2 separate regions of the Homo sapiens genome follow, and region 1 is linked to region 2. A link is a contact called in ENCODE Hi-C or POLR2A ChIA-PET data. All regions are on one chromosome and are shown on one strand. Each heading gives the region's core, a stretch centred on a gene start or an enhancer-like site at or near the end of the contact. The rest is flanking DNA. Distances are from core to core; before and after follow the strand shown. Region 1 overlaps CCDC88C (coiled-coil domain containing 88C). Region 2 overlaps CCDC88C (coiled-coil domain containing 88C).

Region 1 (5,132 bases), core at 391-2,890, 88 kb before region 2:
TGTTCACACAGCCTGTCTCTCTCTCTCCCACATGCGCGCGCGCACACACACACACAGACACGCGCGCATGCTAACCCTGGGGCCTGTGGCCCTTCATTAGCTCATTTGGCAAATGATGGCTGAGCCCTGCTGTGTGCCAGGCCCTGGGAGAGCCCTGGGGAGCGAGACCGCCCAGATCACCACCCTCAGGAGCCCACAGCCCAAGAAGGAGACTCGAAGAGTAAGGCTGGTTTAGCAGAGGAAACTCAGTCTGTAGCTTCGTAACTAGTGAAGAGAGTTCCTGGTGTTTTGCCCACATCCCCTCGGCATGTTGTATACCACATACGTGTTACAGTGCCTGTCCCATTGGGCTCCGTAAGGGAGTGTCACCACATCTTCATTCCTGGCTCTGACAGGCACCATTGACCGATCTTGGCCCTCTTTGTCTCTGAGCCCAGATCTGGCCTCAGAATCCTTCTCAACACAGAACTCTAGGTAACCACTACCAGTCATCTGTGCCTGGAACCCAAGCTTAAACTACCCCTGGGATCACAGTGAGTTACTTGTGTGAGACTTCCTTGTGCCTCCTGAGGCTTCGGAATGAGCCTGACTGCAGAGACCACTGCAGATGCTGCCAGACTGTTGGAATGGCCTCAAAGGTCGGTTGGGCCACCCCAGGCTCTGTGCTCAGCAGGACTGCACGGCCTGTTCTGGCTGTAACCCCTTGCCCCTGGCTGTTCCCTCTGCCTGGGATTCTCCAGTTCCACCCGTCCACCTGGCTCACACCCTCCCTACACTCGCATTTTGTTCAGCTGACGATTCATCGAGGGCCCTCTTTGACCACCTGTCTGTAAGAGCTATGTTTTCTGTCACTTCCTCCTATGTTCCTTTATTTTGCTTCTTAACACACACATGTGACATATATTTACCTCTTTAGCCCTCTCATTTACTCCAATATTCCAAGCAATGAAAAATACCTATTGATCAAATGGACCTTGCATTAGCAGATACCTGGTGGACTTAACCCTGCTACTGCCTGCAAGAGTTAGGATGAGAGGTAATAGACACAGTGTGTCTAGCCAAGCTCCTGGTTTATGCAGCATGCTGATTTATTGCTGTTCGAAATAAAGTGTTCTTTACACTGTAGATGGGGGAGGGTGCGTTTAGTTGGAGGTCCCAAAAAGCCTCTGTTCTCACCAGAGCCTTCCTCCCCGCAGCCAGTTCCATTTAGCCAGCAGCTGGCAGGCATCTGCTGTGGGCCACACTGTGCAGAGCCCTGGGGGGATTCAGAGGTGAGCATGTTCCAGCATCTGCCCTGGGGACCCTGAGGATCTCAGTTCCCTGTGTGGGACTCAGGCAGGGACACGAGAGAGGGGCCTGGGGGCACTGATTGCTGAGGAAGTGATCATTGCCGGCGGAGGGGTTTGAGGAAGGCATTGGAGGCAAGTGTGGCTGGACAGAGAGGATTTTGTCAGGTGCGGGTGGGCAGGGGACCGGCTGGGCTGCCAGGTCACCTCCAACCCCTGCCCACCCCCCAACTTGGACAGCTGCTGCAAAGTTGATAACATCTTTTGAGATTTTCACTTCCTGCCGAGATATTAGTCATTAGAAACTTGTCACTTCTGAACCTTCCTCCTCCCCGGCTTTTCAACTGTGTCCCGATATGCCCTCCCCCAGTTTCCTGCTATAGAATACATTCTTGGTGATAGAATAGAGAGTTTCTTGCTCTCTAGATGAAGTCTGATCTTTTGCTGCAAACTCCTGTAATGAAAAGAGACCAGTTTGCATGAAATGTCTGCTCTGCTGTCTGTTTCCTCCAGAAAGCTTTTTTGGAGGAGCGAGTGGGGGCTAAGGAGGGGTAATTACAGTCTTATTTATCCATGCTGGAGACTCATGGTTCCCATGTGTGTAGAATTTTTCCTTCTCTTCATCCTTTGCTATTTGACCAGCACAAGTTCTGCTTGGCCCCAGGCAGATGTCACTGATGAACCGTGGCACACTTGCTCCCAGGGCCAGACCTGCCCCTAGTGTTCTCAGCATAGCGTCCAAGCCAGCTCTCTTGAGTCCAGACCACCATAGGGCACTGGTATCGTGTGTGTTTTTCTTGGCCCTCCTGAGGCCAGAGGGAGAAGAGAGAAGGTGGCCCCAGCAGATGTCCCAGCTCAGTTCTTCCTCCTTGGTCCTGAGCCCAGGGGCTGGGGACGGTTTGTGCATTCCTGGGGATCTCTAGAATGGACCCCACTCCTCGCACACACAGGTAGCTGGGACTGTCTTCCTTTATGGGCTCACTGTGGTGACTGTGGCTTCCTGTGTTTGCCCCCTGCAGAGCTGCCCTGTGTTGAAGCAGGAGGGAGGATGGTGTGTCGCCCCGGAGCATGTTGAGAGCACAGTGCCCAGCAAAACCTGACGGCTAGGAAAGGCCTCAGGTTCAGCCAGCACCTCCGGGGGCCTGACTTCATGCCAGGCACAGGCTTGATTGTCGCTAGGTTAAGTGATGCCTGCCTGCCCGGCCACCTGCCTTTCTGGCCACCTGGCAGGGCTTGATGCCGAGGCCCAGCAGCAACGTGGTGGTGGAGCCGGCAGAGGGGACTCCAAAGCTGCTGCTGTCACCGTTTAGATAACGTGCAGACAGGGCTGGGTCCAGACTCCCTGAACGGTGGTTCTGTGCACATCTGGTTCTCAGTTGTCCTTCATCGTGGGACTGTAGCCAGAGACACAAGATGGGGGCACCTTCTGTGTCTTCCTTTTCCTTTATTCCTAGCCCTCCCTGCACTAACACACGCCTCCCCCCCCCGCCCGCCCCCCCCCGCACCACTGCCATCTACCTGGATGTCACCTGCTCCTTGTTCTTTCCCATTTCAGCTTCCGGCCACCTCCTTCTTGGAGCTTTTCTGGATTCCCCGCTCTCCTCTGCTCCCAGTGCCCCCAGCTCAGGTGCCTGCCATCCCTCTGTTAGGGTGCCAGACTTGCTGGTGGGATTTGCTGGTGGGATCAGGCTGTGAGCTCCCCAGGACAGGGCCTGGCCCTATAGCAAACACCCTGGGCCCCTCACTGTCCCCCATCCCACAGGCTTTGTCCTCCTTGTCTTTGTTTCCTGGCTTTGAGGGTAGCAGTCTTGGCTTCATACCCTCCACCTCCCAACTGGCATGCCATCAGACACCCAGCAGGTGCCCGGGAAGTGTGGCATAAATGAGAGAGGGAATGGCTGCCCTTCCTCAAGGAGCTCTCCCTGCCCTCCAGATGCCTGCCCTGGGACACTGGACAAGGAGGCCTGGTCACTCGGGAGTGCTGGTACCCCTTGTGCTGTGGTGCTCGTACCCTGAGGCCTGGGCTCAGGTTGGGGCGTGAGGTTGGGGGCTGGCTGCCCCCACTGCCTGCCTTTCCCACCCTCACAGGTCCCAGCAGGCTGGGGTGGTCTGGGCTGCCATCTACCGCTGGAGGCTCCTAGGTGCCCTCCACCATCCTGCTCCGACTTGTGCCTGGGAGTGAAGCGGCATTGTCAGGCCACCGGGTGAGGGCTGCCAGGGTGTGGCGTGGCCCCAGCCCTGCCCTGGCATAGGTGCCTGTGGGCCTGGGTGGGTGAGCGGTGGAGTGGGACATGGGACACTGTGTGGGCAGGCGCCACGTTCCCCCAGCCCAGCTACTTGCTGGGACGAGGAAGGCCTTGCTTCTGCTGAGCTAGGGAGGGTGTGCCCAGGACAGATAGGTGCCTGCCCAGGAAATCAGCTAGAGCCACCCCTGACTGGAGGGTGTGGGAGGCAGTCTTGGTCCCAGTCTGTGACTCCACAGGCTCCTCGGGACCAAGACTGTGGTCTTGGTCTGTGCTGTACTCCTGCCACCGCCGGCCTCTGTACTCCTGCCACCGGCGGGTGAGGTTGGCTGGGCCTGGACAGCACATGGCTCCTCCCATGGGACCACTACACTCATTCTGGCTGGGGGGGTCATGCCTGTCCCAGCCCACCCTGCATGCATACCGTAGTTTCCTCTGGCCACACTTTCTCTGCCCCTTTCTTGCTTATCCATCAGCAGAACTACTGACTTTTCCATCCATCAGCAAAAATACTGACTTTGCCAAGAAGCTTAAAAAAAAAAAGTACTCTACCACCATGAAGTCACAGTCATACGATCCCTCACGGCCATAAAATCAGGGCCCTTATATCAACTCCAAGCACTGGAGCACCGATGCTGTCGTTTTAGCCAGGAGGGGTGGACTTAGGGACAGAGGAAAGGGCAGCCCAGAACTGCTGCAGGTGCTGTCCTGTGGGGAAAGGGTCCTGCTCTCTCCATCCTTAGCCTAATCCTTGAAGTCCTTCTGCCTCACCCCAAACACACACCTCAGGGCATGGCATGCACTCAGCAGACACCGCTGAGTGGATACAAGCTTCTTGGTATGGCATAAGGAGCCCTAGGGCGGAGTGCAAGGAGACCTGGGTTTCCAGACCTGAATGTGGGGCTACGCCTCTGTCATTTTTTGCTCCGGACCTCAGTTTCCTGACTCTATGGATAATCTTGATGGCTCTTTTGGTTTTAAAATGCAGATTCTCAGCATCCCTCTGCTGTTGGGGTCTGTATGCACGGATGTGTCCACCTACTGACCCGCCTTCCCCTCCCCCACCATCCGCACCTGTGGTTGCCGAGGCATCACTGCAGCAGGTCGTTCCTAAAGCCCGATGCAGAGACCCGGCTTGCATTCCTCTTGTAAAATGGTTCCTGAACTACTGTTTATGGGCAGAGGTTCTCTTCCAAGGAGTCGAATGCCGTGTCCTGCCCGTGTTTCTGGGGCTGCCCCCCGCCCCCTTCTTTGGCTCAGGGGCTCAGAACAGGCCCTTCCTGGCATCAGATAAGACAGGTCTGCCCACAGAGCAATCCAGGGCATCACCCAGCCCTAAAGGGAAGGTGGCAGGAGCTCCTGGGGTTACTTGAAACATCCTCTGGTTCCCTCCCTGCCGGGTTCCCTGAGTTCTTCTGGACGCGTGGGCACTTGCCTGCTGGTGAGAGCTGGCAGCCGAGTTAACGCCATAAAGATGTGCTGTGCCTCTCTTGCCAGCAGCGTCTCTTTTTCCAGCCCCTCCCTTCCCCCTTCTGAAGGAGACTGAAGTCCTTTAGAGACTGTGGAGTCCTGATCCTGGTACAGATGAGGGTGTGGCTCAGAG
Region 2 (5,484 bases), core at 820-3,319:
AATAATGTTCACGCACATTGTTCAGGGACTAACACACTGTCATTCTTTATGGGGATAAGATTAGATAGAGTCAGCACCGTAAGACAGGGTGAGAAGGAAAAAAATTAGAGGCCTCACATGCAAGTAAATGAGAAGCTTAACTTTTTTTAAGCTAGAGGGGTTCTGTTGCCTCAGGTTTTTATATTGGCTCCTGTTTAATTTTTGGACATTTGTCATCTCAACTTGTATTACTCTTTAAGTGGAATTAATTAACTATAATCAGTCTGAGTTAGGAAAACTTTCAGAGAAAAAAATGCTTGACTGGTCCAAAGTGATCCGTGAGCAAGCAGGTCTGTAAACCATGATCATGTTCACTAGCAGCCACCATGTCTTGGGTGCTCCCTCTGGGCCCAGCACCCTCTAACTACTTTATGTGCTTTATGCATCTCATTGAATCCTAACGACCCTATCAAGGCAGGTGGACGTGGCCTCCCCTGTGTAGAGGTGAGAAAGTGAGGCTCAGCAGTGTAAAACATTTGCTTTGGGTAAGTGGGACCCAAATGCAGGTCGGCCGCACTCCGGAGCCTGAGCTCTTAACTGCATGCACTTAACTGCATGGACTGCCTCCAGTTAAAGCTCTCTGGGTCCCTGAAGATGCCGAACAAGAGCCTAGCCCTGAACTGGCCACAAGGACACCAGCCTTGAATAAGTTGGTCCCTTATTCTGTGGTGTGAGCCACTGTGGCCACCAGGTGGTGCTGTGGAGGAAGAAATAATGGAAATCCTGGTATCAACTTTAATCCTACATCAGAAATTGGTTAGGTCGATTAATGTTACTATAAGACAGTTTAGGAAGTTAGCCCAATTGTCTGCTTTGTTAAGACACTAGAGGCTAAGGAGTGGAGGATTGGAGTGGAGGATGTATATAGAAGATCTAAAAGGAAATCATGATTCTTGGTGTTGAAGGGTTTTTTTTAGTATGCAAAGGAGGTATTTAAATTATTTTAAAACTCATCCTGCCGAAAGATTATTTTAGAGATACAGAATCATTAGTGAATACTTCAGGTAGAGTATTTGATTACAGCGCCCTGAAACGGATCATTGAATGTTCCCAAGGTCTTTGAGTGGGAACGGGAGGATTGTGTGAGCTGAGCTGTTAGGGACCCCATCATTAAAATGGATGAGTAAGAGAAGTTGGGCCCTAAATTAATAAGCATTAGTGTTTAATAATTTGGCACACTGAAACCGAAAAATCATCCAGACCATTGGCTCCTTGGGCAGTATGTAATTCTCCTCACACGCTGAGGAAATAAATTGTTGGCGTTCAGGTGCCTTTAAATTAATTGAGTCAGAGCACAGATGATTACTGAGCCCTGATTCTGTTCTTGAGTACTGTGTACTGTTTTCATCTTTCCTGGGCAAGACGGGATTCTGATTTCTTAAGTACATTTAGCTAATTTCGATTCATTTGTCATTATTGTTCATTTCATTTATTTGTGTTTTCTTTTTCCTTCCTCCTTTGGGTTATCCGATTGATAACAATTTAGCACCTCCGCGCAAAAAGAGTCCCTTTTTGAAAAGCAAAAACAAGGACAAAGACAAGTCTCCAACGACCCACCCAGCTCTCTCTAAACGCCTGCGGTTCTGGTCTTCCTCCGACATCCCATCCTCTCCTAACGAGCCTCTCTCTTTCTCCGACATTGGAGATTTCTAATCCCTTTCCTTTATCATGTGTCTGTATTGTGTACCCTCCTTCATTTCCGAAATTCAAACAAACAAAAAAAGCCAGCGTCTAAAAGGCCAGATGGCCGATAGCGGACCCCTCCTCCTGCCCCCAATTTCAAGCTTAAAGTAGCCAGCGTGGATTCTGATTTCAAAATAGAAGATGAGTTGTCACACTCCCTGGACCATTTCTTCAGCACAACACAGTTTTAGGGGGAGCCTCAGGATATACGTGCACATGTCCTTGGGCCAGGATGTCCGTACTAAGTAAGTCGAGTGGCCGTGCCCCCCTCCCGTCTCTTGCACCTGCGAGCTTATGTTTTGCCCGTGTGTCAAGCAGCACTGGCGGGTGGTTGCTGCACTTCCTAAAATGTACAGCCTCTGTCAAGTGAGGGTTTTTTTTAAGACTTATTTTTAAGCAGCTAAATTTAAAACTGCTGCCCTTTTCTCCTCTTCCTTTGTCAGAGCACTGAGTTGTGGGCCTTTTCCGGTAAGGCCCTTATAAAATGTGTTCTGTTTTGAAGGATTGATTGCTCCATTCAGGCATTTTGACTAATTGGATTGATTTTGCCCAGACAGAGTTCAGCCCAGAGTGAAGTTTTATGACTGTGCTGTGGTTTTATGACATCTTGGATGCTGAAGTTAAAACAGCAGGAGACAGAAAGAACATCAGCACACAAATCATGCCTCGAGCAAGGGAAAATGCCAGCCGGCCAGCTAGGCCATTACCTATGGAGCATTTCCTGTCTCTAGCCATCCCTGTACCACCTCCGTTATTTTTGTCATATCCTGATACCGTCTATGATTACCTACAAAAATATGATTACCTGCATGTTTTCCCTTACATTGATTCACAGTTTGTAGTTAAATGTATTAAAAGGAAAGATTAGTATCAGTCCTGTAAGTGGAAAACACACATATCATCATAAAAACAAGGTAATCATAAGAATAAACACATAATTACTAAAATATGAGAGTCGGTTAATGTGCCACTGACTTCATCTCATGAGCCTCGCTCTGGGAACCCTGGGCTGCCGTGGTGCCGGGTCCTCCAGACCTGCCTTCCGCGCATGCTGTTGGAATTGTGCTTTCTCTGTTCGCTGCTCATGCTAACTGTTCACTCATCTCTGCCTCCCCTGTGGATCCTCATTTTAGCTTCACCTGTAGGATGACCTGTCCCGATTCATTCCACCTGTCCCGATTCAGGCAGACTTGAATCTTGCTTCTCATCAAGGTTATCTTTCAAAATCCAAATTTCCCCTTGATTTCAAATCATCAGCTCTGGGCACTTAAAACTGCACAGTGAGCCCAGACTTTGAGTGGCTGGGAGGGCAGACGGCTTGATGGGTGGAGAAGCCGAACTGCAACAGTGAGTCCTGGCTCTGCACACGGAGTGGGACGCTCTGCAAAGTGCTTTGTCAGCTCTTAGGAATGCCAGCCATGTTCATTTTTATCTTGTGTTGGGAGAGCCTGTCCTCTTTCCTGTGGGGTACTTGGTTTTATGGGCTGTTTTTCTTTTATGATTTTATATGTTTTTATTTAATTTTGACCAGAGTTTATGTTCATGGTAGAAAAGTTAGAGATTTCAGAAAAGCACAAGACACAAGGTAAAAATTTTCTTGCAGTTCGTCTCACCATGCAGAGATTAAGGCTTCCCTTTTTGAAAAAACAGAATATTGTGAGGTTAGCAATAAACTTCTATTTGAAGTCCTTAGTGAGTCAGGTTAGCAGGACCTTCGGATCCTCAGCTACAGGCTTGGATCCTTGGAAGTCAGGGATTGGAGTTCCGGACAGTGTTACACAGGAGATGTGTCCTAGAGTGAATATGTGTGACTTTTACCAACAGTTTATCCCCTCAGGGGCTCCCTTTGTCTCCTCCCAGCCTCTCAGGGCTGGCAGTATGACCCCAGCATTAAAGCCAGAGCCATCCTCATGGGGCCTCTGACACCACCTGAAGCCAAGCCCTCTTGCCCCCACCTGCCCCGCCAGGCCCCATTTAAGTTGCAGCCCGAGAGCTGTGGCAGCCCCGCTTTTGTCTCTGTGGTCCTCATGCCCTGCTGCCCTGCTTCTAGGCCATGGTGTGGTTTCCCAGCCTGGGTACAGGACTTGGCAGCCTCATTTCTCAATGTCCTCTTCTGCCTCAGGCCCTGGGGATCTAAAACCAAAGCGAGGCTCCCCACACAGAGGCAGCCTTGACCGCACAGATGCCTCCACCGATCTGGCCATGAGGTCCTGGCCCTCGGAGCTGGGCTCCCGGACTTGCTCAACTTCAGCCACCACTACAGCCCCTTCCAACTCCACCCCCATCGCCCGGCACCCAGGCCGCACCAAAGGTGAGTCACAGGCCCTTCCAGAGCCATGAGCGTCGGGCCTAGTGTCCTTCCTGAAGACCCCAGGCTCTCGGAAATCAGAGAGGTTGCTCTCCCTCTCAGTCTGAGAGGTGGTGAGTAGAGGGGTGAGGCTGCTGACAGGCTTTGGTGGCACAGATGCAGCTGTGCTTACCAGCCAAGGACTTTGGGCAGGAAGCCCTTCAGAGGCCCAACTGCAATGGGGCCTCAGAACCCACTGCCACCACCGGCATTCAGGAAATGAAGGCACCAAATAGCTCCAGAAGGGAGGTGAAGGTGGGCTGAGAACCAGAGTTTGGGCTAAAACCAGGCAACTGCCATTGCCCTACCTTGGTAAAAGTTTGGGGTTTTTTTCTCGAGAGAAGATAAATTATATATTTTAAATTAGTGTGTGTATGTGTATTTTAAAGTTTTTGTAGATATGTGGTCTCATCATGTTGCCCAGGCTGGTCTCAACCTCCTGGCCTCAAGCAATGCTCTTGCCTTGGCCCCCTAAAGTGCTGGAATTACAGGTGTTGAGCCACTACACCTGGCCAAGAAAGGATAGCGTCTCTGAACTGGAAGTTCACTGACACAGTTGAGGCAGGTGTCCTGTATTGAAAACAAATGGGTTCAGTGAAGGATTTAGGAACTCCCTGTCTCCAGGGTGCCAGGAGTTCACATCTTTAGGCATGAGATTAAAATATTCTTTGAGTAATCTCATTAGCCTGAGAGAGTCCCAGCAGAATGGCTCAGTCAGATCTTGCCGGGTGACACTCAAATCAGAGACAAGAGAAATGATTGCACCCAAGAAACAAGAACAGGATGCTATAAAAAAGCAACAGGGAAGGGAGAAGCATTTGGAAATTTAAAATATGCAAAGAGAAAGGAAGAGATAATGCTTAAAACGGAAAAGGGCATTCCCCTTATAATTTAAGAGATAGGAAAATATCCAAAGAAACAGCTGAAGGAGTTGAAAGTGATTGCCTTTGGGGTGTTGGAAGTCTGAGAGAGCAAGAAGGGGTTAATTTGCATAAATAAACCCACTCACCTGACTCTTGAAGCCATGGGCATGTAGAACCTTGAGTCTGAACAACAGAGCAACAGAGATAGGGTCCTGACCTCAAGGGACCCTCCCACTCCAGATATCTGTTGCAGGTGGGCATGTCACCATCTCCAAAATGGAGACCCTGTTGTCATTTTGGAGGGGACCCAGGGTCTGCTCTCAGGTAGAAACTAGCAGGATTTTGAGGCGTGGGGCATTTTCCAGTCCTCAGGGAAAGGCCAAATGCTTGATGGCCAATGGATTCCAGGTCTGTTTCTGGTCAGGAGCTGTTAGTGCAAGGGTTATTCCCCAGGAATTCAGCCTCTCCCCTCAAGGAGTAGATTCTGATTTTGCCTCTTTTTCTTCCTTCTTCCTCCTACCACCTGAAGACAGCTTGACTGCTGAAAGCGAA

The links. A loop is a pair of places that touch in the nucleus more often than their neighbours do. ChIA-PET counts read pairs that join two places held with the same protein, here RNA polymerase II (POLR2A).
Region 1: a map of endothelial cell of hepatic sinusoid shows a loop between it and region 2 (2.6-fold over the local background). The contact joins two enhancer-like sites. A Hi-C loop is called at or near these places in 1 of 168 maps with a recorded cell type or tissue (endothelial cell of hepatic sinusoid). POLR2A ChIA-PET finds 5 or more read pairs at or near these places in 4 of 52 experiments (Panc1, RWPE1, T-cell and 1 more).

Annotation. Positions count from the first base shown.
Region 1 is chr14:91,370,184-91,375,315 of GRCh38, reverse strand. All of the region lies in intron 3 of CCDC88C (coiled-coil domain containing 88C), which reads left to right. LOC107984673 (a long non-coding RNA gene) reads right to left here. Exons shown (of 2, transcript XR_001750858.2): 1 at 4,604-5,132; 2 at 1,065-2,680. Among named protein-coding and RNA genes, the nearest start is that of CCDC88C, 45 kb to the left of the region's middle. RefSeq lists enhancers at 1,278-1,347, 2,951-3,563. Within about 2 kb of position 1,640, at least 12 of the 41 ENCODE cell types and tissues checked have a DNase peak (open chromatin) inside an H3K27ac peak, as active enhancers do.
Region 2 is chr14:91,281,878-91,287,361 of GRCh38, reverse strand. CCDC88C (coiled-coil domain containing 88C) reads left to right here. Exons shown (of 30, transcript NM_001080414.4): 26 at 3,845-4,033. Among named protein-coding and RNA genes, the nearest start is that of GPR68, 40 kb to the right of the region's middle. RefSeq lists a silencer at 3,986-4,192. Within about 2 kb of position 2,069, at least 6 of the 41 ENCODE cell types and tissues checked have a DNase peak (open chromatin) inside an H3K27ac peak, as active enhancers do.